Regions from separate parts of the Mus musculus genome. Here all the other regions are linked to region 6. A link is a loop called in an ENCODE intact Hi-C map of the cell type or tissue named here. Cell type or tissue: heart. All regions are shown on one strand.

What was found. Hi-C counts contacts between places; a loop is a spot of excess contacts. Peaks named below come from ENCODE experiments on the same cell type or tissue, not always from the same donor. Only the 100,000 strongest peaks of a DNase experiment are listed, where the experiment ranks them.
Region 1: it touches region 6 in a loop (2.5-fold over the local background); 11 of 42 quality-filtered maps call a loop at or near these places.
Region 2: a loop joins it to region 6, with 2.5 times the contacts of the local background. A loop is called at or near these places in 12 of 42 quality-filtered maps.
Region 3: it touches region 6 in a loop (2.4-fold over the local background); 6 of 42 quality-filtered maps call a loop at or near these places.
Region 4: a loop joins it to region 6, with 5 times the contacts of the local background. A loop is called at or near these places in 12 of 42 quality-filtered maps.
Region 5: it touches region 6 in a loop (2.8-fold over the local background); 6 of 42 quality-filtered maps call a loop at or near these places.

The regions. Positions count from the first base shown.
Region 1 is chr19:6,115,963-6,120,962 of GRCm38, reverse strand. Naaladl1 (N-acetylated alpha-linked acidic dipeptidase-like 1) reads right to left here. Exons shown (of 18, transcript NM_001009546.2): 18 at 4,974-5,000. Sac3d1 (SAC3 domain containing 1) reads left to right here and starts at 2,377. Exons shown (of 2, transcript NM_133678.3): 1 at 2,377-3,166; 2 at 4,376-4,959. The coding sequence starts at 2,377. The coding sequence ends at 4,869. Snx15 (sorting nexin 15) reads left to right here. Exons shown (of 8, transcript NM_026912.2): 7 at 220-477; 8 at 1,009-1,564. The coding sequence ends at 1,100. In heart, a CTCF peak has its summit at 2,864; DNase peaks (open chromatin) are centred at 2,062 and 2,402; H3K4me3 peaks cover 3,408 bases; H3K27ac peaks cover 2,708 bases.
Region 2 is chr19:6,124,233-6,129,232 of GRCm38, reverse strand. Snx15 (sorting nexin 15) reads left to right here and starts at 973. Exons shown (of 8, transcript NM_026912.2): 1 at 973-1,184. The coding sequence starts at 1,086. In heart, a CTCF peak has its summit at 2,729 (motif pointing right); DNase peaks (open chromatin) are centred at 982 and 1,172; H3K4me3 peaks cover 1,238 bases; H3K27ac peaks cover 1,297 bases.
Region 3 is chr19:5,910,055-5,915,054 of GRCm38, reverse strand. It overlaps Dpf2 (D4, zinc and double PHD fingers family 2), which reads left to right and starts at 2,184. Exons shown (of 11, transcript NM_011262.5): 1 at 2,184-2,314. The coding sequence starts at 2,283. It overlaps Gm42067 (predicted gene, 42067), which reads right to left and starts at 2,101. Exons shown (of 2, transcript NR_168272.1): 1 at 1,983-2,101; 2 at 224-518. In heart, CTCF peaks have their summits at 2,178 and 4,671; a DNase peak (open chromatin) is centred at 2,164; H3K4me3 peaks cover 3,497 bases; H3K27ac peaks cover 2,000 bases.
Region 4 is chr19:5,963,188-5,968,187 of GRCm38, reverse strand. Pola2 (polymerase (DNA directed), alpha 2) reads left to right here and starts at 3,982. Exons shown (of 18, transcript NM_008893.3): 1 at 3,982-4,362. The coding sequence starts at 4,284. In heart, a CTCF peak has its summit at 2,755 (motif pointing left); DNase peaks (open chromatin) are centred at 2,737 and 3,957; H3K4me3 peaks cover 2,052 bases; H3K27ac peaks cover 2,734 bases.
Region 5 is chr19:5,921,139-5,926,138 of GRCm38, reverse strand. Cdc42ep2 (CDC42 effector protein (Rho GTPase binding) 2) reads left to right here and starts at 1,323. Exons shown (of 2, transcript NM_026772.2): 1 at 1,323-1,375. In heart, a CTCF peak has its summit at 2,067; DNase peaks (open chromatin) are centred at 1,248, 2,018, 3,778, 4,178 and 1 weaker place; H3K4me3 peaks cover 3,707 bases; H3K27ac peaks cover 2,691 bases.
Region 6 is chr19:6,041,357-6,046,356 of GRCm38, reverse strand. It overlaps the pseudogene Gm8034. Among named protein-coding and RNA genes, the nearest start is that of Syvn1, 2.7 kb to the left of the region's middle. In heart, CTCF peaks have their summits at 273 and 2,076; no DNase peak of the experiment used is centred here; H3K4me3 peaks cover 1,125 bases; H3K27ac peaks cover 1,150 bases.

The DNA of each region.
Region 1 (5,000 bases), 75 kb before region 6:
CCTGCACTCACGCATGCACTCACGCATGCACTCTCCCATGCAGCAGTAATAATCCACTAAGCCGTTACAAAACCTCCTGAGCCAAACCAAGGAAACAGATCCCAGCTGCTTCCTTCTACTCAAGTGAATTCAGTGGGACAGTTTGGTGTCCTGGGGTGGGCAACAGGCCCTGAGAAAGAGAGGGCCAGTCTGCCCTCACTCCTCCCTGTTTTATTACAGAAAGTACAGGCCCCAGCCCTACCCACACAGGTGAGCTGGCAGCCATTGAGGTAGAGTCCAAAAGGCTGGACCAGGAACCCTGGGAGCCAGGAGGACAGGAGGAGGAAGAAGCTGAGGATGGAGAGCCTGCCCCAGCTTACCTTGGCCAGGCCACAGAGCTCATCACTCAAGCCCTGCGGAATGAAAAGGCTGGCGCCTACGCTGCTGCTCTCCAAGGCTACCAAGATGGGGTGCACATTCTTCTGCAGGGTGTCTCAGGTGGGTAGGGCAGTAGGGAGGAGGGAAAGTAGAAAGCAAAGGACCAGGGGAGGTGGTGCAGTCGGTAAAGTGAGTGCCGTGCAAGCAGAAGACCTGAACTAAATGCCCAGAGCCACACATAACAGTGTGCACCAGCAGAGACGGTTCCAGCAAACGTACCCATGACAAGATGGGAAGCAGGGACAGGAGAATCCCCAAAAACTCGAGGGCAGCTGAACCTGGCATAGGCTGCAGAGAACAGAGAGATCTTATCTCCGACAGACGACAGACACGGTGATAGGGGAAGACCTACACCCAAGGTTGCCCGCTGACCCTCCCGTGCTCACTCACACACATACAATACATTCTAAAGAAAGAAAGAGGGACCGTGAACATCTGTTTCTCACAGGTCAACTGGAGACACTGGGCAGAATTTTCCCTTATTTTTTTTAATAGCCTCATAAAATGAGGCAAAGACAGGAGGACCCAGGGAGGGAAAGGACACATTATGACCTGGGTTCTGAATGTAGGTGGGCCATCTGCTTCCTCCAGGTGACCCATCCCCTGCCCGCCGGGAAGGTGTGAAGAAGAAGGCAGCCGAGTACCTGAAGCGGGCAGAGATGCTTCACACACACTTGCCCTAAGGGGTGGACCCTTCCTGGGATGTCAGCTCCAGCACTGCCAGCCACCCCCACTGCTCTCTTTGGGACCTGGCCGTGCTTCCTGCTCGTATGACTACCAGGGGCCATATCTGTATTAACTGGATCAAGTATAAGAAAAGCAAAGACTTCTCAGCTCTGACCTGCCTGCCTCCTTGGAATTAGACTTGAACTTCTGATCCTGCCTATCTGTTCTATGTGAGTGGCATCTGGGCCCCTAACCTGTCAGTTCACCCATCTAGACCAGAGTCTGTAGCCAGACCTGGCCCACTGCCTTTTTTGTAAGGCCCTTGAGAGCCTTCCTTCCTTTCTCTTTCTTTCCTTTCCTTTCCTTTTCTCTTCTTCTCTTTCTTTCTTTTTTTTTATGGTTGGAAGAAAAAAGATTCTTTGACTAGTGAAAATCTCATAAAATTTAAATACGTGTGAGTAAAACACATGCCTGAACACAACCAGGTCCATTTGCTTATTATTGTCTGTGGTTGAGTTTACATTGTACCAACAGAGTTGAATAAGCGGTGTCTGGCACATCATACCCATTATGTTTATAAGAAGATAAAGAGAGGAGGAATATGTTCCATTGAGGTGCTTCAGCTGGCCCTTGCCAAGGCATCCTATCCCCCTGAGGGACCAGCCAAGCGATGGTAATAGTAGAATTTATTCAGGACATGGGAAGGGGAGTTAAGAGGGTACTAGAGGCAGAGAAAGGCAGAGAGAGGAGGGGGGGAGAGAGAAGTAGAGGAGTAGAGAATTAGAAGCTGGCCATGAGCACAGGGAGGGGGAGGGGCAAGGGACTAGAGCAGGAGCAAGAAGGCAAGAGAGAGGAGGGGGCAAGCAGCCCCTTTTATAATGGGTCAGGCCTACCTGACTGTTGCCAGGTAGCTGTTGGGTGGAGCCTACCTGGTTGTTGTCAGCTAACTGTGAAGTGAAGCTTAGACAGAATGCTAATAATAACTATGAATGAGTGGCCGCGCCTTTAATCCGGGAATTGGAAGGCAAAGAGACAGGCGGATCTCTACTGAGTCAGCCTGGTCTATATAGTGACTTCCAGACCATGCAAAGGTACACAGTTAAAACAAAACGCATAGGGAAACAATGAAGAATGACAGGCACGCAGCACTAGCTGAGTGTGTTAAAGAAATAATAGACACGTACGTAAAGCAGGACTTGCTACTTCGAGAGCCCTAAGAACAAAAAGCTAAACCAACAAATCCCAGCCCTGGGGAGGTGTGGCCTGCGTCGCGGGACTACAAACCGATGCATCATGGGACGATTTAAGGGGGAAAACCGAAGCCAGGCGCGATGGATTATGGGAGGCGTTTCTAAAGGCCGCGGGAGCGGCAAATCGAGAAAGCCGCGGCAGGCTGCGTTTGGCCAGACTGGGGCTCGAGTCTGTCCCTCGAGCCCACGGCAGGATGCAGTGCCGCGCTTCCGCTGGCCCGGCGATGCTGAGTGTGCGTCCTCTACCCACACCCCTACCATGTCCGGCTGCAAACTACCCATGGGCCTGTGCCCAGACATGTGCCCGGCCGCCGAGCGCGCCCGACGCGAGCGCGAGCGCCGCCTGCACCGACTGGAGGTGGAGCCAGGCGGCCGTGGGAACGCTCCCCGAGCCGACCCCAAGCGCACAGTGAAGGAGTACAGCCGGCCGGCAGCGGGCAAACCCCGGCCCCCGCCAAGCCTGCTGCGGCCGCCGCCAGTGCTCTTAGCCACCGTGCGTTATCTGGCCGGTGAGGTGGCTGGCCGCGGCGACGTGTCGTGCGCGGAGGTGGCGAGCTTTGTGGCCGACCGCCTGCGCGCAGTGCGGCTAGATCTGTCGCTGCAGGGCGTGGACGACGCGGACGCAGCGACAGTGCTGGAGGCTGCGCTGGCCACGCTGCTGGCCGTGGTGGCGCGGGTGCGGCCAGAAGAGACGCGCGGAGCCGCGGACCCGGTGCTGCTTCAGACTCAGGTGCAGGAAGGCTTCGGTTCGCTGCGGCGCTGCTACGCGCGGGGCAAAGGCCCCTACCCCCGCCAGGCTGCTTTTCAGGGCCTCTTTCTGCTCTACAACTTGGGTGAGTCGATCCCAGAGAACTAAGTGCGGGGACCCGAGGAGCCTGGGGTGGGGAAGACGCAATTGTAGCAGCAACGGCGAACTATAGCTTGGGAGTACTGTAACTTCCATCCCCCAGCAATAGCTTCTTCTTGGGAAAGTCAGTTGGTAAAAGTCCCGACGTGGGACCTCAGGTCTGACATTCTCAAATTGGCTGTTTTCTACATAGTAGAGGTGGAAGGAGGTAGGATAGTACTGAGAGAGTTGACCTAGAAAGCGCTTTCCAAACTTATAAGAACTGCTCCGTGGGCTGGCCCATAAACATATCTAACAGGAGGTGCTAAAAGATTCCCTTCTATGGGTGATTTAATTATAGGAAAGTCCAGTGGGCGTGGTAACAGGCGCCTTGTATGGGAACACTTTGGAGGCAGAGGCAGGCAGATTCTTTGATGATTTTATATGTGGAGACAATATATTTGTATCATACATGCACACAGTGACTCTTTGTTTTTTCTTTTTTTTCTTTTTTCCAGACAGGGTTTCTCTGTGTAGCCCTGGCAGTCCTGGAACTCACTTTGTAGACTAGGCTTGCCTCGAACCCAGAACCCAGAAATCGGCCTGCCTCTACCTCCCAAGTGCTGGTATAAAAGGCGTGCACCACCACTACCCGGCTACACACAGTGACTCTTAAATTCACTAATTTAAGAAAAGTGGCCCAAGATTCCAGTACCAAGATTTCCTGGAAAGGAAACTAGGGCCAAGTCATCCTCCAACAGTGACCCTTGCAGATAGAGGGGAAAGTGTAGGGAAGCCAGTGCCCTCAGGCTGCAGTGGGAACCCTGAGTCAGAAGCCTTAAGTTTGGGTCTAGCATAATAGCCTGTGCTCCAGGCAAGCCTTTATGTTATGTTGGCCTGTGTCCCTATGTAAATGTACAACACTGCCTTGTAAGGATTTAGATTGAAGGAGGTCTGGTCTTGTGGCACCTCAAAAAGACCAGAGAAGGATCAGATGGCTGGGTCTTTCTTAGAAGAGGAGAGAGGAAGTGGGGTAGCCTCTCTGAGGGAACATGACTGGAGCTGGCAGGTGGGCAGAGCCAAGCTCTGGAAACGAGTTTGCCTGGAACTAGAGGTGTATATAAATAGCTTGGGCCTGGAGGGGGTGGGATGGGAGGTATGCCTGACCCAGAAAGCATCAAGCATCCTTGTGTCTTTCTGCTGCTTGCCTTTGTAGGTTCTGTGGAAGCCCTGCAGGAGGTTCTACAGCTGCCTGCTGCCCTGCGTGCCTGCCCACCCCTTCAGGCGGCGTTGGCTGTTGACGCTGCCTTCCGGGAAGACAACCATGCCCGACTGTTTCGCCTGCTTCGCACCTTACCCTACCTACAGAGCTGCGCAGTGCAGGAACACATTGGGTATGCCCGCCGCAAAGCTCTAGCCCGCCTGTCCCGTGCCCTGAGCACTCCTAAGGGACAGACCTTGCCTTTGGACTTCATAGAACACTTTCTGGCCCTGGATGGACTCCAGGAAGCACGGGACCTGTGCCAGGCCCATGGACTGACCTTGGATAAAGACAGAGTTGTATTCCTGAGGGGTCAATACTCTGAGGAAGGACTCCCACCCCCTGGTGCCTACCACATATTAGTGGGGAATAAGTTGCAGGGACACACCCTGGAAGATGTGGTCATGGCTGAGGAAGGTGACATTCACAGACCTGGCTCTGCAGCTTGAGAGGGTCTCGTCTCCCACAAGGCCTGGGTCAGAGCACCTGGCTTCTTTTTCATAATTCCCAAACAATAAAAGGAACTCATTATGATCTCCAAACAATAACAGGAACTTTTAGACTTCATTTATTTGAGGGT
Region 2 (5,000 bases), 83 kb before region 6:
GAGCAGTCAGTGCTCACAACCGCTGAGCCATCTCTCCAACCCTTAATGGTTCTTTTATCCACTCTTTCCTATTTGAAGATGGGATTTCTGGTAGTGGTGGGATGTGCTGCAATCTATGTTTAGTGATAATCTTCCACACCAATTTGGCCTTGATCAATTGGTGTTGGGTTTTCGCTATCCCTGTGTTGTGCCAGCATGCCTCTTGATCTGATCTGTTACAGAAGATACTGTGTCAGGTACCACTTTCCATAGATGAAAAACTAGATGCATGCAGTTACAAGAGGGAAATGTAATGCTTACCAAGGATTTCAGCATTTGGGAGATGGAAATTGGAGGGTCAGAAATCCAAGGCCAGCCTCAACTACATAGAGAGTCTGAGGCCAAACTGGGCTACATGAGATCATCTCAACGTCCAACCTCCCCAAATTTGAAGCAGTTAAGGGGAATTCAAATACGTGTAAGTGTTGTGATTTCAGAGCCTCTGTCACTATCCAGTTTTTTCAGCATCAGAAAATGTCAGTGTGTGTCGTTCCCCCCACCCCCCAATCCGCACAGGGAGGCAGGGAACTTGGCTCTGCTAGGCACATTTTGAACACAATAAAAGTTGCATGGGTTAGACCCTATGCCAAGCACCTGAAGTTCCAGATACTCAGGAGGCTTAGGTAGGAGAATATTTTAAGCCCAGAAGTTGGTCAACACAGCAGAGATCTTAGCTTAAAATAATTCATAAATAAGAGGCTGGATGAGTGTAAAGAAGATAAATAAAGAAACGTTTCGGAGGTCTGTAAGGAGGGTTTACGTTAGGGGGAAGTGGGTTCAATCACATGCCAGGATGCCAGCTGGTAAATCCTCTCCCAAACAACCAATCCTTAGTCTCTACCTAGAACTCCGCTTTACCAATGACCTAGAACTTGTCAGACACTCCCTTAGCCACGCCCCCAAGCCAAGAACGGTTGTGTCACTTGCGACTAGGTCCCTGGGCCTGAAGAAGGGCGCAGGCCGGATCCTGGCAGTGGCAGTAGGCTCAACACGCGGGGAGCGGGGGCGACGTGCAGGAGGAGGAGCCGGCGACCGGCTCCGCTGTCATGTCGCGCCAAGCGAAGGATGACTTCCTGCGACACTACACAGTCTCGGACCCTAGGACCCACCCCAAGGGTTACACAGAGTACAAAGTAACCGCTCAGGTGAGGTGGGACCCAGCGGGGGAGCATTACCCTTTTAAGCAGCTCCGGATCCGTGCTGTACCTTAAAGGCAAAGAGCTTCAAGGAGGTCGCGGTTTGGCCTACACAAATAGATTTCCCCTTTAAGAGGCGCCTGAGACAGAAGATTTAAGGCGCCTCACCTCCTGGGGCGGGGCTAAGGGTCATTTTTTAAAGTCTGTGGAGCTTGGCTCTGCGCTTGGCCCGGTACCCCCTCTCTGTTGTTGGTGATGTCTAGATGCGGTCTACGAATTTCTCAAAGCAAGAAAACTCCGGATTAACCTAAATATTCCTTCTCTAATCGCTTAGAGTAACTTTTGGTAATTTTCCCTGCTTGATCCGTAAAAGCCCCACCACCACCTTTTTATTTATCTATCTTTTCTTTTTTTGAGACAGCCCTGGCTTTTGCGAACTCACGATGTAAACTAGACTGGCCCGGAAGTCACCGAGACCCTCCTGCATCTGCCTCCCAAGTGCTATGATTAAAGGCGTGCACCACCAGGACCAACTATAAAAAAAGCTCTTTAAAAGTTTAAATGTATGTGTGTGTGTATATACACATATACACATATAATTTTATTATACTATTTATATATTATATATATATAATTTGTGTGGTTTTAAAAACTCACGCAAAAAAAAAAAAAGACTGGTCTTAACAGATAAGGAAGTCAATAAGCTGAAATTGGTGTTTGTAACAATAAAACTTAGAATGAGCTCGTAGAAACATCAGCATGAAAGAATGCTTTTAGAATTTTACCCAAGGTAACTATGGAGGTCTCCAATGGGAGAAACCGGGTTGCTGCGGAAAGACTGACTATATATTTTCTTGTACTTAAATTTTTTTCAACTTGGCAACTGTTTGATTAGTGGCTTGTCGACTGTTAAAAGGAAGCAAACACATACAAGTCGCTCCCAAAGCAATCTAAGTCAGAGTCTTAGATACGTCAAGAGTGTTCCGGGGGTTTACTTTTTCATGCCAAAAAATACAAATATAATAATTGTCTCTAGGAAGATGCCGGAGGGTAGAAAGGATGACAAGGCATTCAGAACCCTTATGTCTTCCTGTTAGCCTTTTAGATCTAGTCACATGCCTTACACATGCATAGAGTTGTTTTTTTTTTCCAGTGCTAGGGTTGAACTCATGGCCTCCCACATTTTAGAGAACTCTCTCTCTCTCTCTCATTCTCATTCTCTCTCTCTCTCATTCTCTCTCTCTCTCTCTCCATGTCTCTCTCTTGCCACAGCACCCTACAAGATGATCCTTTTTTTATTTTATAGATTTATTTACTTAATTTTTTTCTTTATTTATTTCGAGGCATGTTTTTTCCCTGTAGCCCTGGTTGTCCTGGGACTTGTGTTGTAGACCAGGCTCAAACAGAGATCCATTTGCCTCTGCCTCCCCAGTGCAGCATCCCTAGGGATTAAAAATGTGTACTACCCCTCCTGGCTTATTTACTTAAAGATTTAAAACGTAGTTGTTTTTTTAAAAAACAAAAACATCTGTGCACTCTCCATGCAATACCAAAGGAGGCCAGAAGAGGGTGGTAGATCCCTATTGATTGGAATTACAAGCGCTTGTGTGCCCTCACGTTGGTGCTGGGAATAGAACTTCTGTCCTCTAGAAAGCAGCCAGTGCTCTTAACCTGAGCCATCGATCCAGCTCCAGATTTATTTAATTTTATATGTATGAATATTTTGCCTGTATGTATGTTTATGTACCAAATACAAGCCTGGTGAGATCAAAGGTCAAAAGAGGTCTTGAATCTCCTGGAATTGGACTTAGAAATTATTTCTATCTGCCATCTCAGTGCTGGGAACCAAACCCAGGTCCTTGGCTACAGCAGCGAGTGCTTTTACCTGCTGAATCATCTCTCCTTGTTTCTGGCTGATGTACGTGTCTGTGTGAATGTGTAGCACAACTGCGTGTGGATGCCTGTTGAGGTCAGAGGAAGGTGCATCAGATCTGATCCCCTGGAGCCAGAATTACAAACGATTATGAGCCACATAATGTGGGTACTGTTCTGGGCACTGAATGTAGTGCTTGGAAGATCAGGTCATGCTCTTAACTACCGAGCCACCCCTCCTGTCCCCATCCTTAGATTTTAAATGGGCATCTTAATCATGTCTGGTTTGCTGAGATCTAGAAAAAAAAAATGGAAAGGATGTTTTGAAAACTGTTGATTCTAAACTGTACAACCTTACTGTAAAACTCCCATAAGCATAATAGCAAAAACTAAGTGTTACTTCTGTCTCGGGCCAATTCTGTTCTTCCAGAGTGCCCAACCCCACTGCTAACTCTGTCTTCATGGGTATGAGACATTGTAGCTCCTCTCTTTTTTTTTTTAAAGATTTATTTATTTATTATATGTAAGTACACTGTAGCTGTCTTCAGACACTCCAGAAGAGGGCATCAGATCTTGCTACGGATGGTTGTGAGCCACCATGTGGTTGCTGGGATTTGAACTCCGGACCTTTCACCAGCCCGTAGCTCCTCTCTTAAGAAGAACTGGATCCTGGGACAGACTCTCATTTTTTTTAAATGATTTATTTATTTTTACTTTATTTTCTGTGCATCGGTGTTTGACACAGCCAGTGCTCTTAACTGCCAAGCCATCTCTCCAGGAACCATCTCTCCAGCCCCTAGACTCTCATTTCCTGAGAAGCATAGTTTTGTTTTGTTTTGTTTTGTTTTCCTTTCTGAATACCAGGACGTGGCCCTAGGGAGGAACTGGGATAGAAGTTGAGTGCCAAGCCTAGGGGTGAGTGTCTTTACCCCACTTAAGAAGCAGAAGCAGCCACATCTCTGTGACTTTGAAGCCAACCTAACCGTCAAAGCAGGTTCTAGGCAGTTCTAGGCCTGCCAGGGCTACAGAGGGGAGCCTTGTCACTGCTTAAAAAAAAAAAAAAAAAAAGGAAAAAAAACCCGCCAATTAAAAAAAAATAATAAAGTTGGGAGATGATGGAGAGATGACTCAGCAGCTAAGAACACTGCTGCTCTTCCAGAGGCTCTGAATTCAGTTCCCAACTAACACATGGTGGTGCAGCTCACAAAACATCTGCTGGCATGTAGGTATACATGCAGATAGCACTGCTAATTTTAAAAAAAATACAAGTAAAAAAGTTAAAAGGTAGCCGGGCAGTGGTGGTGCACGCCTTTAATCCCAGCACTTGAGAGGCAGAGGCAGGTGGATTTCTGAGTTCGAGGCCAGCCTGGTCTACAGAGTGAGTTTCAGGACAGCCAGGGATACACAGAGAAACCCTGTCTCGAAAACAACAACAACAAGTTAAAAGGTTTAAAATAATAATAATAATTAATAATAAAAGTTTGTCTACAAAGTGAATTCCAGGACAGCCAGGGCTATACAGAGAAACCCTGTTTCAAAAAAACCAAAATAAATAAATAAATAAATAAAAGTTGAGTATAGGGCTATCTAGACATTCAGTATACTCACGTTTATAAGATAAAGATACAGTTATACAAAGGAAAATTTTCTCAAGGAGCTGAGGATGTAACTCAAGAAGTCCTGAGTTCAATCCTTAGTATCAAAAACAAATAATAAAATAGCTTAATTTAGTAGTGCATGCTGTAATCCCAGCACTTGGGAGGCAGAGGTCGAAGGATTTGGAGTGCAAGGCCAGCCTCTGCTACACAGTCAATTTGAGGCCATCTTAGGCTACATGAAACCCTGCATGCAGAAATCCAAAAGAAAACTTGCTCCAAGCCTTAAATCCAGGCCCATTTATCCCAGCATGCCCATTATTCTGAAAGACACTGTGAGGGGTGGCGCAGTGTTGCC
Region 3 (5,000 bases), 130 kb after region 6:
TGCTGGATGTCTACCTGGATGCTGCCAAGCTTCCTGCTATGGTGATAGACTGAACCTCTGAAACTGTAAGCCAGTCCCAATTAAATATTGTAATTATAAGAGTTGCCTTAGTCATGGTGTCTAACTAAGATAGCGTCCCATTGAGCCAGGGTGTCTATAGTGGTCAAAAGAGAATGTTGGATCTTGGAGTTGGATTTATACAGAGCCGCTGTGTAGTGTGAGCTTAGGTTTTTCAAAACTGACTTTATTTGGGGTTCTTAACCCTCCCTTTTAGCCCACCAACCAGAGGTAGGGAAAAAGCAAGGTTAAAGGCAAAGGGAGTTGTGGACCTGATTAGAAGTACTTGCTTTGGGCGATTCCACTCTTCCGTGTCAGGATATAAGCAGCCCAGTTCAATAGCAAACACCAAACATGAATCTGTAGCAGTAGCACAATCCAGCAGGAACAGCCAGGCTCTGCTGAAGCGGCCAGAGTCAGCCAGGATACCACGAGACGTTGTTTGGCGAGTGAGTTTCTCCCTATGAAGTGAAGACCAGCGAAGCATTGATGGTATAGCCATGCAAGAACTCCCTCTCATTGTTCGTGGGGTTCCAGTTATATTCTTTCTAAACATCACACACTCTCTCAGGTATCTGTTTTCGGCAAAATATTACATGTCCTCTCACAAGACAGCTTCCAGAAAAACATCACATGATGTGACTAAGTTGTTAAGGAAACCAGAAGTTTCCACTTGAGTGGAGGCTCTGGGAACTTTTGCTGTTTGTTGCTATTGTCCCTCAGGTTTTCTATGTAGCCCCAGTGGCTTGGAGCTTGTGTAGCCTGCATGGGCCTTGAACTTGTGGCAATCCTCCTACCTCCTAAAGAAAAAAAGACAATCTATGCATACATATACATATACACATATATATCAGGTCCAACATGGACAGAGAGTAGATCGCTTCTAAATCCATTGAAACCGAGGTTTGGTGACTTTGTTAGGAGTTATTTCAAAAGGCCTGGTGGGAACAAAAGCACTCAGTAAGCAGAAGAGAGCCTAGGAAAACAGGGCAGTACAGAATACGAATGAAAATCTGCTTAGAAAGAGTGAAAAGAAATGGGCTGAGATGCAGTGCCAATGGGCTTAAGGGAGTCCTGTTGGTTTCTTCTTCTTCTTGTTTTGTTTTTGTTTTTGCTTTTGTTTTTTTGAGACAGTGCTTCTCTGTGTAGCCCTGGCTGTCCTGGAACTCACTTTGTAGACCAGGCTGGCCTTAAACTCAGAAATCCTCCTGTCTCTGCCTCCCAAGTGCTGGGATTAAAGGTGTGTGCCCCTACCGCCCGGCTGGTTTCTTCTTTAAGGGGAAACATGTTTGTTCATGGATTTGCATAACTCGATACTGAAGGAGAAATAAATAGTATAGAACTAAGAGGGCTAGTCACACCAGTGAAAACTTTCAATGTGGAGAATGGCTTGGTAATAGCAATCAAGGGCTTGTGGGATGACACAGCAGATACGGACTCTGGGCACCACGCCTGACAACCTGACCACCATCCCCCAGGTACAAAGTAGAATGAAAGAACTCACATCCCCAAGCTGCTCTCTCACTCTTACACATATGCTATGGCACATGCACGCACACAAAGACAGACATACAGAGCAAAGGAATGGAGAGAGAGGGAGAGGGGAGAGGGAGAGAGAGGGAGAGGAAGAGGGAGAGAGAGGCAAGCAAGAGAGAAGAGGTGGGTGCCAGTGAAGTTCAAGGACCGGGTTTACTGGCAGGAATTGTCCGAATGAGAGTCAGGCCCAAGAACAGCCCATTTTGGGCACTCACTTTCCATTCTCTAAAATGGGCTGACTGGGAACAGAGGTACCTAAAGGACTGGGACTCTGACCTTTCACTACCTACCCACCAATCTCTCCCTGTGTGTCAACCTCGTGGCTAACGGCCAGCCAGGCAGGACACTGTTTGCAACTTCTAGCCTATCCGCGTGGCCTTTTCACTTACCTTTCTCACTTTCCAACCGAGCCAGATCTCCTAGCTGAGGCGTCACTAAATGGAGGGGAGACGGATCTCTAGAATGAGCTGCAGAGGGCATGTAAGTTTTCCAATCGCGCCTGCGCACTGGGATCCTAGGCTCCTTCAGGACAGGTCGTTCTCGAGCGCTCGCTCTCGTGGGCCTGTGCGTGCGCGCACCCCCTAGCTGCGCCTGCGCAGAGGGTCGAGGACCCTGTGTCCTGAGAAGGCTTAGCGCCTGCGCGTTGTAGGTTTCGGGGCCTCCCGGCCTGAGGGAGAGGAACAGGGAAGATGGCGGCTGTGGTGGAGAATGTAGTGAAGCTGTGAGTGGTCTTTTTTGTTTGTTTGTCTCTTTTTTCTTTTTTAATCTCTCATGTACCAGAAATCTTGTAAAGGACCTGGGAGTAGAGAGGGAGGTGCGGGAAGAGACAAGGTAGAGAGAAGGACATGCCCGGGAAGTCCTTGCTGTGCGACTGCTGGGAGGGAGGGCAACAGGAGACTCGGGAGACGGCGCTGGGCTTCTTTTGGAAACTTGTGGAGGACTGGAGGGGGGCACACCGGAGCCCCCGACGGGTGTCCTCCTCGCGGGCCGAGCCCCGAGCGGAGCTGCGGGCTGCGAAGGAGAGGCTCACGGTCCCTGGCCCCTCTCTGGAGACGCGTCAGTCCCGCCAAGCCGAGGCCGGCGGCACTAGGAGATCGGGGTCCCCTCCCCGCCCACCGCCGTCCCTGGGGCCATAGGCTCCGCCGTCCCTGCGGAGTCCTAAGACTTAAGCAGCCTGGTGACGTTAACCGGGAAATCCGGGGTCCACGAAACTAAAAATGTTCTTGGGAAGAACTGGTCCAAGAGCAGAACTTCGGGGAGTGGGGAACTAGACCGGAGCCAGATGGCCTTCCAGTCCGCAGGAGCCCTGAGGTGGGCGTTCTCTGTCCCCCAGATGCCATTGTGCGGGTCAGATTTCCAGTGGAGCTGAAATAAACGGTTGTTGGGCGACACCGGGAACGGGGACTGGCCTGCTAGTCGCTTCCCCTCAGTTGGAGATGTTTGGATGAGGCTCTTCCTTCCTTCTTGAAGAAGAATCAGAGTTTTGGAACGGGGTGCCCATTGGATTTAAGAATGGCCTTCTCTTCCCTTAATGGCCATGTTAGACGTGATGTAAGGATAGAGAAATTGAAGTGTTTCAGCTGTCCAATCAAAGCTTTTGGATTCTGGATGACAAAGTAAAGGTTTTGGAACCATTCTGGAGGACTTTTCGCAGCTTTATCTGTCTTTGTCGTGGGCTGAGCCCCAATCGTCCCAAGAGGCTTTTAAAAAATTTTTTTTAAGGTTAAGTTGCTTCTTCCCTGCTGCTTGCAGCCCCTTTCTTTGAAAATGCTTTTCCACTTCCATTAAGCTAAGTGCCTTCTCTTGTGGCTTTTTTTTTTTTTTTAATCTCGCTTTTGGCTTCATCCTGCTGCCTATTTCAACCACCCCTCCTCCCAACGCTATTATCTCTGTGATCTGCCCACTCCGGATCCCCGGCTCTCTTCAGGCTGACATTTCCCTCAATTTAGAAATGAGGCTGTTAATTTACCAATTTTATAGTTCTCCTTCTGGACTCAGAAGTTAAGTCTTTATTACCCTGCCTTTCTCTTTGTTGGACCCCCCTTATTCCCCTGGAAGGGGAGTTGTCCTGTGCCCCCTCCCCACCCCCCAGGTTTCCTGTGAAAGGAGGAGTCACAGCTTTTACCCTGAAAATCTTACTGTCTAAAAGAATATGCTTGCCTAGGTTTTCAGAATTAGATGTCAATGGAGTTCTTCATGTTGAAAGATGGTCTGGCAGAAAATGGAGTTGCCAACCCATTGGTGTAGTATTTTAAGTGTTGGGTGCCCATTTAAATAGAGCATTGCTCTTCATGCCTCTTTAACTCACTGGTTCCTGAGTATCAGTGGGGCACTAACTTGCTTCTCCTCAGCTGTAGTGCAGAAGACTGGAAGCTCCTAACATGTTCCCCGGGGAACTTTCCCTTTACAGGGAAGGCTTTGATTCTCACACCATTCTCACTCTGGAAAGATGCCTTTCTGATGCCTTTTTAAAAAAAATAGTATGCTTCTGTCTTCTGTCAGCTGCCATCACTCACTGAGGGAAAGACCACTAGCTCATCTTTTTCATTTTTTGCCGTGTGAGAAGACTTTCTGTCTTAATTTTCTGTTTTTCTCAATTACAACGTCATGGTTGAAATAGTCTTTATAGTGGTCTTATTAGAGTAAATACTAGTGTTAAAATAACCATGGCTGCCAGCTAGTTTTTAAAACTTTCTAGAGTTATATAAGGCTATCCATAGAATAACAGAAGCTTGGAATTTTTTGCTACAGAGTCTTGAATTTGTGTGCACTCTCCTCTTTTGCTCTCTTCACACGCACACATGCACACACTCATGCAGTCTTATCCGGCCATCTTTCCTACTAGAGCACCTGCTTGGCCTTCTAGAATCTTACCTGGCCTGCAGGGGCCCCGACTGGACGTTCCAGTCATCCCTCCAGGCCTCCCTCAGGCTCCGCACTCTGACTTTGCAGTCTTCAGCCCCACAGGGCTGGTCCTTTCTTCCGTTTGACTTCCAGTGTCAGTATCAATTCCCATCAGCAGAAACAAAGGAGCTGCTGCAGTCAGCCTTGTTTATCCAATTTTCCTGTGTGGTAAGGACGTGGCTGCCTCCTAAAGGCGAGCCAGTGTGAGCCTGCTCTCTTCTGTGCTGTGCTCTCCAGCACATTTATCCCTTAATTATAGTTATTCCTGCTCACTGAACCCACTCAGGCTGTACTTGTAGTGTTGCTGTGTGTGCTGTGTTTGCTGGGAACAAACTAAGCTGTGCAGTGGTCTCTTGTGACTGCTCAGTGAAAGTCCCCATCAGAGTCTACATTAGGGCTTGTTGATACAGCTTTAGTAATAGCATTAGACACTGAGACCTTACTCCTTCCTGCTTTTCATGCATTCTTATCCCTATTCTCTTCATCAGAATCCTGGTAGGTCA
Region 4 (5,000 bases), 78 kb after region 6:
CCTTTGGCTACAGCAGTCTGGAAGGATGGCACCCATGAAGGTCTAGGAGGTCTTTGAGAGTGTAGGCCAGCGCTGACAGTGGACCCAATGACAGCGCTAGAAGTTCTAAGTCATTGCAATCCAGGCCACACACAGTCTCCAGGGCTCTTGCCAAAGATATCAACACAGAAGCTAGAAAGGCCATGTTTTGTCATCGTGGCAGTGGGATCATAGAGACCGTTCCCAACGCTCACATCTTTGTATCATTTCATTGGGGGAGTAGCTTTGTGTTATCAGGGCTCACAGCTCGGGGCTGGTTCACTAGCACACCAACACTACCTTGGAGTTAGTTCATCAGTTTATCTAGGCCTGTCCTAGACAAGGCGCCTAGCTGAGCCTGCCAGGGTATCGCTTCAGAGGCCTCGCTCTTATCAGTGCTACCTGATGGCAAGCTCAGGTATCAGTGATTTCAAGTCCCGTGTTCCTCACAGATGCACAGCACCATGCTTGGCTCAGCGCAGACACTGTTGAGGTGTCTCACGTCCTCTTGTTATTGTTCTCCTAGTATATACTCCCGGAGAACTCAGGAGAGGGTGTCACAGGGGATCTTTATTATTATTATTGGTTATTTTATTTACATTTCAAATGTTGTCCCCCTTCCTGGTTTTTCCTCTGCAAATCCCGAATCCCATACCCCCTCCCCTTTGCCTCTATGAGGGTGCTTTCCCACCCATCTACCCACTTCAGCCTCACCACCCTAGCATCCCCCTACACAGAGGCATAGAGGACCAAGGGCCTCCCTCCTATTGATGCCAGATAAGGCCATCCTCTGCTACATATGCAGAGGGATCTTATGGCTTTATCTTTTTCTCCTTGGTTCATTTTGTTTTTTGTGTACACTCTGGGGTCTGCCAGCAGCCCCCACCATCAGTTTCATGAAGTGCAAGGGTCCGATGACCTGTCCAAGGTCACAAAGGGCTCAAACCCAATGTGAGTACAGTGGGTAGGAACCTGTGCCAGTCTGGGGAGGCTCTCCACTGCCTAGGAGATCCTAAGCCAGTTCCCCTGACCCTAAGCTTCCTCCATAGATTTGCATCTTTTGAGAGCCTGCCAGGAGCCAGGCACCAGGTCAGAGCAGGGAGTGTTCTGATGGGAATATACCAGTCCAAACGTGAGCTGCGTGCAATCCCAACAGGGATGAGGGTGAAGAAGAGGCCCCGGAGGCCGTGCAGGATGACACAGCAAAATGCTACAGAGATGAGATAGGAAGAGTCAGCTTCAGGAGTGAGGAACATTCCAGGAGAGTACTGGGAGGGGCACTCGGCGCCATGGGACACATCCAGGCTTGAAAGGAGGAATGTGAGAGGAGCCCACTAGAAGGGGTTGGAGCTGACAGGGTCACAGTGGCTTCAACAGGGCCTGAGCACGCAAAGGCTGGGGATGTGGCTCAGCAGTAGAGTGCACACCCAGGGAGGAAAGATGACTGGGAGACACCCAACTGAGCACAGGCTTGGTGACCTCGGTTGCTGTCCCACTCCTTCAGAGTTACCATCACTCCCTACCTCTGGCCACAGGCCACAGTGCCTCGTAGGCAGCTCCATAAACTGTGGCTTTCCTTCCTCCCTCCCTCCCTCCCTCCCTCCCTCTCTGCTTCCCTTCATTCTTTTCTTCCTTTGTCTTATTTTGGTTTCTGCCTGGCCTCTAAGGGTTACCTTAAGAAACACTACTGCCAGGCAGTGGTGGCGCACACCTTTAATTCCAGCTCTTGGGAGCCAGAGGCAGGTGGATTTCTGAGTTTGAAACCAGCCTGGTCTACAGAGTGAGTTCCAGGACAGCCAGAGCTACACAGAGAAACCCTGTCTTGAAAAAAACCAAAAGAAGAAAAAAGAAAGAAAGAGAGAAAGACTACTTTGGCTGGATGGGATGTGTGTGGTGTTGCTCAACTTTAATCTCAGCAACAACAATACTTTGGGGCGGGGGCTACAGAGATGTTTGACATTTAAGAGACTTACTGCTTTTGCAAAGGATCTGGGTTCAATTTCTAGAACCCACATGGTGGCTAACAATTTAATCTCTAAGTCCAGTTCCAGGAAATCTGATGCCCTCTTCTGGCCTCCTCAGCATCAGACATACCTGAAGTCAAAACATTCATACGCACAAAATAATAAAATAGTCAAAAGATTACTTTGGGGGCTGGAGAGGTGGCTCAGTGGTTAAGAGCACTGACTATTCTTCCAAAGGTCCAGAGTTCAAATCCCAGCAACCACATGGTGGCTCACAACCATCTTGTAATGAGATCTGACAGCATTTTCTGGGTGTCTGAAGAAAGCTACAGTGCACTTAGACATAATAATAAAGAAATCTAGAAAGAAAGAAAGAAAGAAAGAAAGAAAGAAAGAAAGAAAGATGGCTTTGCTTTATTTATGCATTCATTTGAGGCAGGGTCTCCTGTAGCAGGCTGGCCTTGAACTTCTGATGTAGCTAAGGGTAACTTCTGGTCCTTCATTCCCAAGTACTGGGATTACAAATGTGCCAATGGCCATCAGATTCTGAGGGTCACACCCAAGGTTTAGATACGCCAGGCAAGCACTCTGCCAGGTGTGCTACACCCCTAATCTCTAGAAATGGGTGATAATTGGTTCAAGGTTTGTGAGGCTGTATTTAAATCTTACCTCTCTTTATCAGAAAGGCCATAAGCCTCAGATGTTAATGATGTGTGGCAGCACTGAGGGACTAAATCGTAGTGTTGTGTGACCTTGCTGCCACCTGGTGGCTAAATTCCTGCAGCCCAGCCCAGTGCTTCCTGCTACTAGTGTGAAAACCCAGTAAAGTTTTGTTTTGTTTTGTTTTTCTGTTGGACAGACTTAAAATGTGGGCCTAGTCGGCTGCAGTCTCGTGTTAATATCTCACCTCAGCCTCCCAAATATTGAGATTGAAGCTTTGAGCCACGATGTTCACTGAGAAAGTTGAAGTTCAATCAGCCTTTAAACACACAGACACACTTTGTTTTTGTTTTGAGACAGGGTTTCTCAGTGTGGCCCTGCTGTTCTGGGTGCCATTCTGTAGACCAGGCTGGCCTTAAACTCAGTAATCTTCCTGCTTCTGCTTCCTTAGTGCTGGGGCTAGCGGCATGGTTTTAAATGGGTGTTTGTGAGTACCTGAGTGTATGTATGTGCACCATGTGATTGTAGGAGCCTGTGGAGGTCAGGAGGTCTCAGGTCCCCTGAAACTGGAGTTAGAGGCAGCTGTGAGCCACCACACTAGTGCTGGAACCAAACCCAAGTCCTTTGTGAGATCAGTAAGCGTAACTGCTAAACCATCTCTGCAGTCCTGTTTGGTGTTTCTTGCTTGCTTGTTAGGGTCTCTCTGTATAGCCTTGGCTGGAACTTGCAGAGACCTGCCTCAGCCTCCAAGTGCTGAGATTACAGGTGTGTGCTACCAGGCCTAGCTTCAAACCGTTTTTTCTTAAAGGCTCTGCCAGTCTTCCATTCCATTCTTAGGGTGTCACAGATCAATTGACCTAAGCCAAATCAATGGAGATTTTGGTTCGAAAATTTGGTAAATACATCAAGAAGAGAATGCACTCCTTGTTTTACTCTCTAACCACTCCCCCTTCAGTGACCTGCCCTCCCGCTATCCCCGTGACTGACAATCATAACAGCTATAATAACCACATTCCCTACGAAAGCGTTAGATCAGGACGAACCAAGGCAGAGCAGGATGGAGATGCTGAGGTGGGGGAGGAAGGAGCTAACGTGCCCTTCCAGGGCCGTGCTGGACACACGTGTCAGTCACTGCAAGATACAGACAAACAGCGCCTCCTGGCCAAGGGTAAAAAAAAAGGGACAAACAAGCATCGCAGAGCTTAGCAGAACAGGCGACTCCTGAAACAGCCACAGTACGGGGTCTCGATTCTCAATTTCCGCGCGGAGTGACGCGCAGAGGCGCGTTCTGCGCAGCTGCAGTGGGAGGACCGGCGCGTGCGCGGGGAGGGCGGGGCCCGAGCAGAACCTCGCGCAAGCGCGCGCTAGGCAAAGCGTTTGGCGGGTTTTTCCTGTGCTGTGCTCCTCACGGAGAAGCTAAGGTGTAGTCCTCGGAAGCAAGTTTTCTCTCTGGATCGAGACCTCTCGAGGGCTTTTGAAGTATTTCTCTGTGACCTGGTGGCTGGGGTCGTTTGAGGGCTTAGGCCAGGTGGTCTCGTGACACGTCCCTGTCACCTTCCGGTAAAGCGAAAGGATAAGCGTCTGCAGGGTAGAGCTGAGGTCGGGGCCCGGCGGCAGGCGCCCGGCCACTCCCGGGTCACCATGGCCGTGTCCACCCAGCAGCTGGCGGAGGAACTACAGATCTTCGGCCTGGACTACGAGGACTCCCTGTTGGAGAAACGTGAGTCCCGAACCGAGAGGATCGCTTCCAAGTTCTATATGCTTGTGTGGTACCTATTGGGTCCCGACTAAACAACAGGTGACATTACCAATAGGAGACATTGGAACCGTTTGCATCTCATACCTAGTCATCTCTTGCTCAATGACTTTTCTCATTAGAGGTTTTTTTGTTTGTTTGGTTTTTAAAGACAGAGTCTTTCTGGGTAACCCCAGAACTCATTATGTAGATTACTGTGCTGGCCTTGAACTCACGGAGATCGCCTGCCTCTGCTTCCCGAGTGCTGGGGTTAACGATGTACACCACCATGCCCTGCTCATCAGAGTTTTTAGTGATCTGTGCAAATAGGAATTCCTCTAGGTGGATCCTAGTCCTTTATTTTAGCTTTGGAAGAAACTTCAAGGTGCTTATTGGCTCCCTCTCTTTATAGATGGAGGGACATGGGCAAGGAGACTTAGTTGCCTGATTGTGTGCCGACCCCTGACTTTTGCTCTGGAGTACAGTGCCTCATCCTATTGCTCCACAGAGACCAGTGGTAAAGATTTAAATCACACATCTCTCCTGGAAGATGTGTGCATCAGTGTCAGAATAGCAGTGTGTGTACCCCTTGAAATTCTTACTGTAGGAAATAAAACCGTAGT
Region 5 (5,000 bases), 120 kb after region 6:
ATCTCTCTGTTAAAGTCGGCTGAGCAGGCATGCGGCTCACATCTACAGACCCAGCTCTTTGGGAGGGCAAGGAAGGCGAGCTGCTTGAACCCAGGAGTTCAATCAATTATAATTTCTGGTAATTCCCTTTTCCCACATAACAAAATGGTCCCAGACGTTAAAACGTGGAGCTCTTGATCTAGTGGTGCATGCGTGTGAGTGTAAGATTATGTGAATGTGTGTGTGTGTGTGTGTGTGTGTGTGTGTATGTATGTGTGTGTGAGTGTGTGTATGTGTGTGACTTGGGATTAAACAGAAGGACTGACATACAGGGAATCTCACCGAGCTCCTCCGAGCTGTCCTCCTGGCCCAGAATATGGTCATCTTTAGGGAAGCATGACCCAGTCCTTCCCATTCTCCCCTCCCTTTTGGCTTGCCTGACATACTCCCCAGCCCCAGCATCCCTCCCTCCTATCCACACACCGCTTTCCACATCTGCTATCTGGAAGGCAAGCATCCCGATTTCCTCCTCCTATCACTGTCCTCTTCTTTGCCTCACTCCTCTTAGCACTCATCCACCCGGAAGGGGATCAGCCTGTGCCTGGAACCTCGAATTTCTTGAATCCTGACTCCTCAGCTTCCCTAACCACGAACAGACACTCAGAGAATTTACTCACAAAACGGCGCAATGAGAAGTTTCCCTCGGTTTGTCTCATCAGCTTTAGGACCTGTCCTTCAATAACTGTTTCTGATCCTGTTCTAAACCATCCACCTCAGAAACCACTTAGCAGGTCAGCAAACTCGTGCAAGTTCAGGCTGTGTCTGTCTCTGTTTTTCTCTGTGCTTTCCGACCCTGAATCTTTCTCGCATCCTTCATCACTCTCCTAGCCTAGGGTAAACTCTTCAAAACTCCCCTAGGTTTGTAAAACGCCTGCAAAGCCCAATTCATTCTTGAAGAGTCAGTGCGGGCGCCTCCCGGGTCCTCGTCCTTCCGTCAAGGAAACCCATCCAAGGATGGTCAGAGATTTCTCAAGAATTCTTTCTTCCGGCCTTTGTTGGCCCAGTGCTTCTAGCCTAAAGTTTTTATTCCAACACGAACAGCTGGCGTCCTCGTGTGTATCCACCCTTGTTACCCTTCGGTGATAGCCCTCAGCCGCCCGGAGGCTAAGCCTCTAGAATCTTGGAATCCAGCTCTTAGCCTTTACAGAAAGAAGAACCTGGGCGGTGCCGCGGTGGGCGGGGATGTGTGGGTGGGGGTTCGAGAGGAGCGGTCCGGGATTGGCTTCTGGCTCTGGGGGCGTGGCTTAGGCCCAAGGTCTGCACTGTAAGTTCCCAGGCCCTCCCTGGTCCTCTATCCTAGCCGCACAGCTCTGCAGCTTTGCCCGCGCTCCTCAAGGTGAGTTGGGACTGGGGTTTTACAGGCCTCCCGCAGCTCCCTGGAGAGTGCTAGCCAGGCGGTGTTCTGTTTTGGCTCAGATCAGGTCCATTATCTGGGGTCTGGATCCCCGCCCCCTACCCATGACCTCCCGCAGCGCTCAAGGCGCTGTGCTGTCAGTCTTGCAGCTCCGGGTTGTACTTCTATGCTGGCCAGAGACCTGGGACTAGGGAACATCCTCTCTTCGGCCCGTGTCCCTGCCTGGGCTGGAGGCCGTATTTTTAGCGGATGGTGAGGTGTCCTCCTATCTTTAGCTTTAGTGTTACTGAAATGGATCTGGGCCGCGCTGGGTAGCGCTTGACTGGGGATCTGGAGGGGTCGGCACAGGAACACAAGCCAGGGCTGAGCAGCCGGACTCCGGGGAGGGCGGGGGCCTGCACGTCCGAAGTCTGGCTGTGAGCCAAGCAGACATTGAGACTTCGCCCAGGCCAAGAAGCTCAGGCAAGGCAAGGCCCCTCCCAGATATCGGAGTCCCAGACAAGGTCCCCGATAATTGCAATTCTACCCTCACGGTGGTCCGATTGTGCAACCCAGAGAAAAAGGGCCTATGGGCGATCCACCTCGGGCACTGGAGCACGCAGTTCCTCGGTGGGCGTCTCCCTGGAGCGGGTATGCTCGGTGGGACCCTAGAACCCCGGGTTATAGCAGGGACGCGCGCGCCACCTAGCGACATTGTACTACAGAGAGATCGCTGCAGAAGCACCAGATTCTGAGCCAGCCCTGCCAGGGCTGGCAGGAGGGGACCTAGAAGGGTTTGGTTTTTGTTCTTGATGCAACCTCTACCTGGAAGAGCCGAAGTGCTTGAGAAAAGCCCTGAAGATATGTGCTGAATGTCCTTTGACGGTTACTGTGGATCCGTCTATTGTGCAGAGGCCTCTTGTTTCAAGTATAGCAGTGGGTCAGCTTATTTTAAAGACAGGGAAGGTGAGTTCAGTCCCAGAGAGAAAAGGTTCATTGCTCAAGGTCACAGAGGCCCAGGTGGAACTAGATTTCAAACCCTTCCCCTTGGGCTGCTGGCAAGACGGCTCAGCGGAAGTCTTTTGCTGAGCAAGCTTGGAGGTGAGCTCCTTTCCCGAAACACTCAGAGATGGACTCCACAAAGTATTCTGACTTCCACACACATTCCGCACACTACGTACACACTCGCGAACGCACTCACACACACACACACTCACATTAAAATACACTCAACAGTAACAATAAATAAAACTTTCTAGTTTTTTCTTTTTTTATTTTTAGAGGCAGTTTTTTTGTTTTTTGTTTTTTTAGTTTTTAGAAGTAAACAGATCTCTAAGTTCAGTTGGCCTGGTCTACGGAGTGAGTTCCAGGACCACCATAAACCTTCTCAGTGAGCCTTTAGAAAAGGGGCAGACCTAGAGCTGGGCCTGGTGGCACACTTTCTTGTTTTTTTTGGGGGGGGGGAGGGAGGGGTTGAGATTTGAATGTTTGACAGGGTCTCACTGTCCTGAACTCACTATGCAAACCAAGATGGACTCAATCTCCCAGAGATCTGCCTGCCTCTGCCTCCCAAAAGCACTTATCACCTGCCTGGCCAGCCCGTACGCTTTTAATCCCAGCACTTGGGAAGGGGAAGAAGGCAGATCTCTGTGAATTTGAGGCCAGCCTGGTCTACACAGTGAGACCCTGTATTTAAAAAAAAAGTGGTGTGCAGCGGGGAGTCCATTAATTTTGAAGTGTCTGTGTAGGGAGGGGAATTTTCATGAACATCCAGAGTGAACAGGGGCTAACTATTCTCCATGACCAGAGGTGATCTGCCTCTAGAAAGTCATTTTCTCTGAGGGAGGCCCAAGATTGCTGACCAGGGCAAGCCATAGAACTGGGATGGCTTTCATCTGTGCCTCCCATTAGCGGAGGAAGCTCCTCCTGGCAGCCTGGTCCTAGTCAGAGCTCTTTATAGAGCTGCACACTTGCAAGCTGGGGAAGTGGGAGCCAAGAGATAAGACTATATAGGGGAAGCCTGAAGACGTGATAGCTTCTCTCATGCTCCCCACCCCTATCACCGTGGGTATGGCCCCTTGCCTCGGAGACACGTGGACCAGCCTCGGTACCAGTGCCTTCTCTTGCTAGTCCGATGACCTTTGTAAAGTTCCTTAATATGTCTGAGGTTCCAGTTCCACTCCATCAGCTAACTGAGACACTAGTGGCACCCGCCACAACGTGCCTTATAAACATGTAAGGAATTCCATGGCAGGCTGGAGCCCCTCGTCCTGTGGTGGCCGGATCTTCTATTTAGAGTTGCTGGTTGTTGTTCCCAGTTTTCTCCTGGGTGGTTGATATGGGCCCCACCCTTCCCGTTAGCCTCTGTGCTCCTCACATCTGGATTTGGGTGGGAACATCTGGCTCAGAATGAGACAGCTGTCAGGGACGCCCAGTTTGCTGTGGAAACATCCAAGCTGTCTTGGTGATCTAGTGTGATGGAGTGAGGGTAGGGAAGGACCTGGCCCAGGCTCTCAGCAAATCTCCCGTCATCACAACTCTCCCCCAGTGGAAAGGAAGTCACCCAGTGCTCCACAGCAGCTGAGAGAGCAGATTAGATATTGTCAGCAGGCCTTGCATTTGGTGTGGTGGTTACACGATTCTAAGACTTTGAGTGTGTCTTCATCAGACAGCTTCCCTAGACTTCGGTAGAACACACCTTTCCCGTTGGCTGCAGGTGCTCTGGGGTTAGAGCTGTCCAGCTTCCATGGCTCAGCATGACTGACCTGGGATGTCTGGCCTTGGGGCGGGGTTTCCTGAGCGAGGTCCTGTGCTGGGATGGGGACAGTTAGGACTCTGGCCTGCCCTGCACCCTGCCGCCTCCTCCCTGCTCTTCCTGGCCATCCCTAGCCTGGGCAGAGGAAATGGTGGATACCTCTTCTGCTCGGGTGTGGAGGAGGAGGAGGGGCTCCTCTGGCTTCACTCCTGGCCCCGCCCCTAGCTGCTACGTGAGCTTGGACCAGTTTCTTTGCCTTTTGTACAGGATTCTGCGTGCACTTAAAGGAGCTAAAGGGGCCAGTCAAGCCCTCCCTACACCAACCCCCTACCAAGGAACAGGAGGGTGTACCTGCTCCACTTCCTTCTTGTTAAAGCAGTATGACACCCATTCACAGTGTATTTTTTTTCCACCTTAAAAATAGCTTTTCTTTTCGTGACTACATAAACAATACTTGCTTATTAAGAAACTGGTGACTGGGGTGTAGATCTGGTTTTTGGTTTTGGATTTGGATTTATCTTGATTTGTGTTTTTAGACAGCATCTCAAAAAAGAAAACTGCATTTATATAAAACACTGAACAAGTGCACACTGTAGCAGCGCATGCCCTGAATCCGACATACAGAGACTGTTAGTGTCACACACCCTGAATCCGACATACAGAGGCGGTTAGTGTCACACACCCTGAATCTGACATACAGAGACTGTTAGTGTCACACACCCTGAATCCGACATACAGAGGAGAGCCAGGGTTACACAGAGAAACCCTGTCAAAACAAAACAAAACAAAGGTTCTTATCCAGGCTGGCATATATGGAGGTGGATGGCAGGTGCAGCTTTTAATCCATGGCACCATCTCGGAGCTGGTTAAAAT
Region 6 (5,000 bases):
CCGCCTGGGGGGATGCTTACGGGGCCCGCAAAAGGAGCAGTGCTTGCGTGTCCGGACTGACATAAAACAGAACGCCAGTTATTTCTAGGTTGGGGTGGAGAGTTCTGTGCGAAGGCGTTGACTTTTCAACACCCCAAAAGCTCAGTCGGCGTGCGTGTTCATCCCTGGGAGATAGCCAGACCCTTTGTTCTGAGCTGATTCTGTCTGTTAGGGCTCACACAAGCAGTATAGTCGCGTACAGAATGGAAACTGAAAGCGGACACCTCATTACCCAGGTTTATCAGCTAGAGGGTGCTCCTCCCATTTTTAACTCGGACTCACTCGGAATTCAGAGGCCTAAGGGGGGGGGGGATCAAATATAAGAATTCATGAAGATCAACTGGAGGAATTTATACTGTGGGAGTCACAACACGGACAGTGAATACAGAACCGGAGGTGACTGTGTTGTTAAAATATAACACAGGGGCTTTCAGAATTGTCATTACTGATAGAGCACTTAAGAAAAATACATAAAATGGCTTTCCTTCAGTACAACGGAATTAAACATCTTGTCTGTCAAAAAAGAAAGAAAACTGATTCTAGACGACTTTAAGGCAGTGGCTGGCTCTCAACCTGTGAGTCGTAAGCCCTTTGGGAATCAAACCGTTACACAGGGGTCACAAATGAGATATCCTGCATATCAGACGTTTACTTACAATTCATAACTAGCAAAATTACAGTTATGAAGTAGCAACGAAGTAATTATGGTTGGGGATCACAACAGGAGGAACTGTATTAAAGGGTAGCAGTGTCAGTGCCTGTCTGCCCCTCAGCCCTGTGCTCTTGGTCTCAGCCATCTTCACCACCACCTGTTGTCTTTAACAGTTAACATCCCGAGATGGCTCCCCTTTCCTTCCTCCATAAGGCTAGCTATGAACTTCTACTGGCTACCTTTAACCCTACACACTCATCCTCCCCCATTCTTGAAAATCTCCTACATTTTGTGGCAATCCCTCCTCTCCCCCAGGTATATATCTGTCTTACTTCCTCTGTCTGTTTTTATTTAAGTTCTGTGTCCATGTTGGCCTTTTTTCTTGCCACATTTCCTCTGATCCTATGGCTTCAACTTCCCTGGCCCCAAGATGTCGAGGGAGGGCTCCCTTGTCTGGTCTTCAGTTCAGGTCTACTCAACCTCTGAAATCATGTAGTGAGCAGAGCATAGTGGCCCACTCCTACAATCCCAGAAAATTGGGAGACTGAGGCAGGAAGAGCATCATAAATCTGAGGCCAGCGTACAGCTATAGAGTGAGATCCTATCTAAAAAAAAAAAAGCTGGGCGTGGTGGCGCCTACCTTTAATCCCAGCACTCGGGAGGCAGAGGCAGGCGGATTTCTGAGTTCGAGGCCAGCCTGGTCTACAGAGTGAGTTCTAGGACAGCCAGGGCTACACAGAGAAACCCTGTCTCGAAAAACAAAATAAGGTCTCTTGCTGCAGCAACGAGAGTGGGAGCACCTGGAGCGCAAGCTTGGAAGGAGAATCCACGAGTTGTAAGAAAATGGCAGACAAGCCGGACATAGGGGAAATCGCCAGCTTCAATAAGGGCAAGCTGAAGAAAACCGAGACGCAGGAGAACACCCTGCCGACCAAAGAGACCACTGAACAGGAAAAGAGGAGTGAAATCTCCTAAAAGCCTAGGAAGACTTCCCCATCCCACCCCACCCCACCCCCTCGTGATTTGGAGGAAGAGCCACCTGTAAGATGGACCCGAGCCACAAGCTGCACTGTGAAACCTGGGCACTCCGAGCCGATGCCACCGGCCCACGGGTCTCTGAAGGGGACCCCTCCGCTAATCGGTCTGCCAAATTTCACCGGTTTGCCCTGGGATATTATAGAAAATTATTTGTATGATTGATGAAAATAAAAACACCTCGTGGCAAAAAAAGAAAACAAAACAAAACAAAAAAATCGGGGGTTGGGCAGTCTAATGAGAAGAGCAATCACCAGGACCCATATGGTGGAAGGAGACAACTGACTCATAACAAACTTCTCTGGCCTCTACAACCTATTTAATCATTTCTCAGCTAGAGGGTGCTCTTCCCATATATATGAGCAGACTCGCATACAAATGTAATTTTAAAAACAATGTCAAGAGGCAGGCGGATTTCTCTCTCTCTTTCTTTCTTTCTTTCTCTCTCTCTCTCTTCCTTCCTTTCTTTCTTTCTTTCTTTCTTTCTTTCTTTCTTTCTTTCTTTTTTTGGGTTTTGGTTTTCTGAGACAGGGTTTCTCTGTATAGCCCTGGCTGTCCTAGAACTCACTCTGTAGACCAGGCTGGCCTCGAACTCAGACATCTGCCTGCCTCTGCTTCCTAAGTGCTGGGATTAAAGGCGTGCACCACCACACCCGGCTAAGCAGGTGGATTTCTGAGTTCGAAGCCAGCCTGGTGTACAGAGTGAGTTCCAGGACAGCCAAGGCTACACAGAGAAACCCTGTCTTGAAAAACAAAACAAAAAAAAAAAAAGAAACAACAACAAAACAACTGAAAGATCCTGACAGAATGTAAAAGGACACAGAAGCCCTGAAATTGGCAAGATAGATGTCAGTGTTAGCAGAAGTAGCTTCACTGATTTAGAAAAATAGAGGTGCACAATGCTCTGGCCACTCCTTGAACCTGTGTGTCTGCCAATGTTTTGACCGTTCCTTGACCCATGTGTGTGCCCACTGATGAAGCCCATTGCCAGGTGTTTGTGATATTGGTTGCTGAGAAAGAGTCAGAAAATCAACCCAGCAACCACAGCCGGGCCAATCCGGAGTTGCTACACCTACACCAGCCTCTTTCCTTGTACCTCTCCCATACCCATTTCTTGAGAATAGACATTGTTTAGATCTGGAAATCCCCTACTCCCCCCCCCCTTCTCCTTTCCCCCCTGAGGGCCTATAAAAACTGGGACCCCTTTCCCCTCGAGGTCGACTCCTCTACCCCTGCGTGGGATATGAGTCGTGGGATATGAGTCGTCCCCAGAGCTCTGGTTTTCCCCGAATAAAGCCTCAGGTGGTTTGCAACAAGCTCGGTCTGTCGTGAGTTCTTGGGTGTTCGCTATTGTCCTGAGGCCTGAGCAAGGGGCTCCTTTTGGAGTCTTTCACAACCAATGCCAGGTGTGACAGTACAGCATTTTATTCCAGCTCCCCTTAAATGCTGAAGCAGGACAATCAAATGTTCAATGGGGCAACTTAATGTTAGCAATATTAGTGAATTACCTAAAAACTGGAAGGTAAGAAATGCTACTACTGGTCAGGTGTGGCATATGCCTTTAATCCCAGAAAATTGGGGGTAGAGGCAAGCAGATTTCTGAGTTCAAGGCCAACCTGTTCTACAGAATGAATTCCAAGACAGGAAGAAACAGAGACACAGAGAAACCATGCCCTACCCCACCCCACCCCAAAAAAAAGAAAGAGAAAAAGGAAAGAAAGACTACTGGAGAGTTGAGAGAAGCGTCGGGAAGTAACTGTGTGTGCTGTCCCAGCATGAGGACCCAAGTTCAAATCCTCAAAGAACAAATCGGTTGCAGTCACAAGCCGATACTCCTCCTGCCGCGGAAGACAGAGAGAGAAGGCTCATGGGCCACCAGCCTTGCTCAGGCTCCTTGAAAGCCCCATGTCTCGAGAGAATAGGGTGCAGAGTTACAGAGTAGGACACGATCTCTGGTCTCCATGTATTCACAAGGGCATAGGCACTCAGATCACACATAGAAAAATGGAAAGGGTACCAGGCATCTGGAGGTGCTGGCTTCAGGGTGATCAGTGAGCACAGGGTAAGCTTCAGTGAGGAGGTAACACTGGGGAGAGACCGGCAAACCCTGAGAAGGTGCAGCGGATGAGTGGCTGGGCAGAGCTCCAGCAGCAGGGACGCAGGTGCGGGGTTTTGGACGCTTAGAGAGGAACTAGTGAAGAGTGGCTGATAGGTGAGGGCTCAGTCCCGGGTTACATCGTGGGCCTGTACTGTGAAGCATGAGGGCCCACCGGAGGGTGTGAGGGTGATGCTTGACTTAGGTCTAGTGGGATCTCTCCAGTGCCTCTGTGGGAATAGAGCCTGGTGGGGTGGGAGGCAGGAGTGGGAACAGTGAGGTTTGGCAAGAGAGGACGTTCTTTTGATCCCACTGCCTCAGCTTCCGTAGTCTCATTTTCTTTGCCATCTCCTCCACAGCTGCACCTACACAGACTATTGTCCTCTCACACCAGGCCGAGTGCAACCGTCTCCTTTCCTAGACTCAACTTGATTTGCTATGCTGTTTTTCCTAGGGAGAGGCATGGACATGCCTGTTCACCCCAGGTGGGGTAGCCATGGAGCAAAGAAACAATTCCCACCCAATCCAGTTTGAGCCAGTGAGTTTATTGGGGTAACTTGCAGGAGCGTGTCGGGGGAGCCGTGCTCACTGGAGCACGCGAGGCTCCTGACAGCGGCATCACTGGAAAGCCCATGCTGCTCAGATGCTAATTGTCAGACTGCATCACGGGAGCTGCAAACGTGCTGGACTTGGCTACGGCCCTCAGACTACCCTACACAGACCCTGAGCTCAAAATAGGGACCACAATGGGCTTGGTTTGGTTTGTTTTCAAACAAAACCAACAAATAGGATTCTGAGTAAAGAACAGCACCAGTGTTAAAGTCACGTCACAAGCTGAGAGCAGCTCAGTGCTTTAGAGCACCCTTTGGACAGTAGCAGCACCTACAGGGTGGCTCTCAGCCATTGACAACTAGTTCTAGGAAATCCAGTGCCCTTTTTCTGGCCCCTGAGGACATCATGCGGGCCTCTGTGTGTGTGTGTGTGTGTGTGTGCGCGCGTGCATGCATGCATGCACGCACGTGCAATAATAATGCAACTATAACAATCCTAAATATTTATTTGCTGAAATGAACTTTAAACTACAAAAAAGCTAAATGTGACTGAACTGCAAAGGAAAACAAACCAGTCTACAAAAAAATATTTCCATAGTTCTTTCCCAACAATTAGGAAAACACAAAC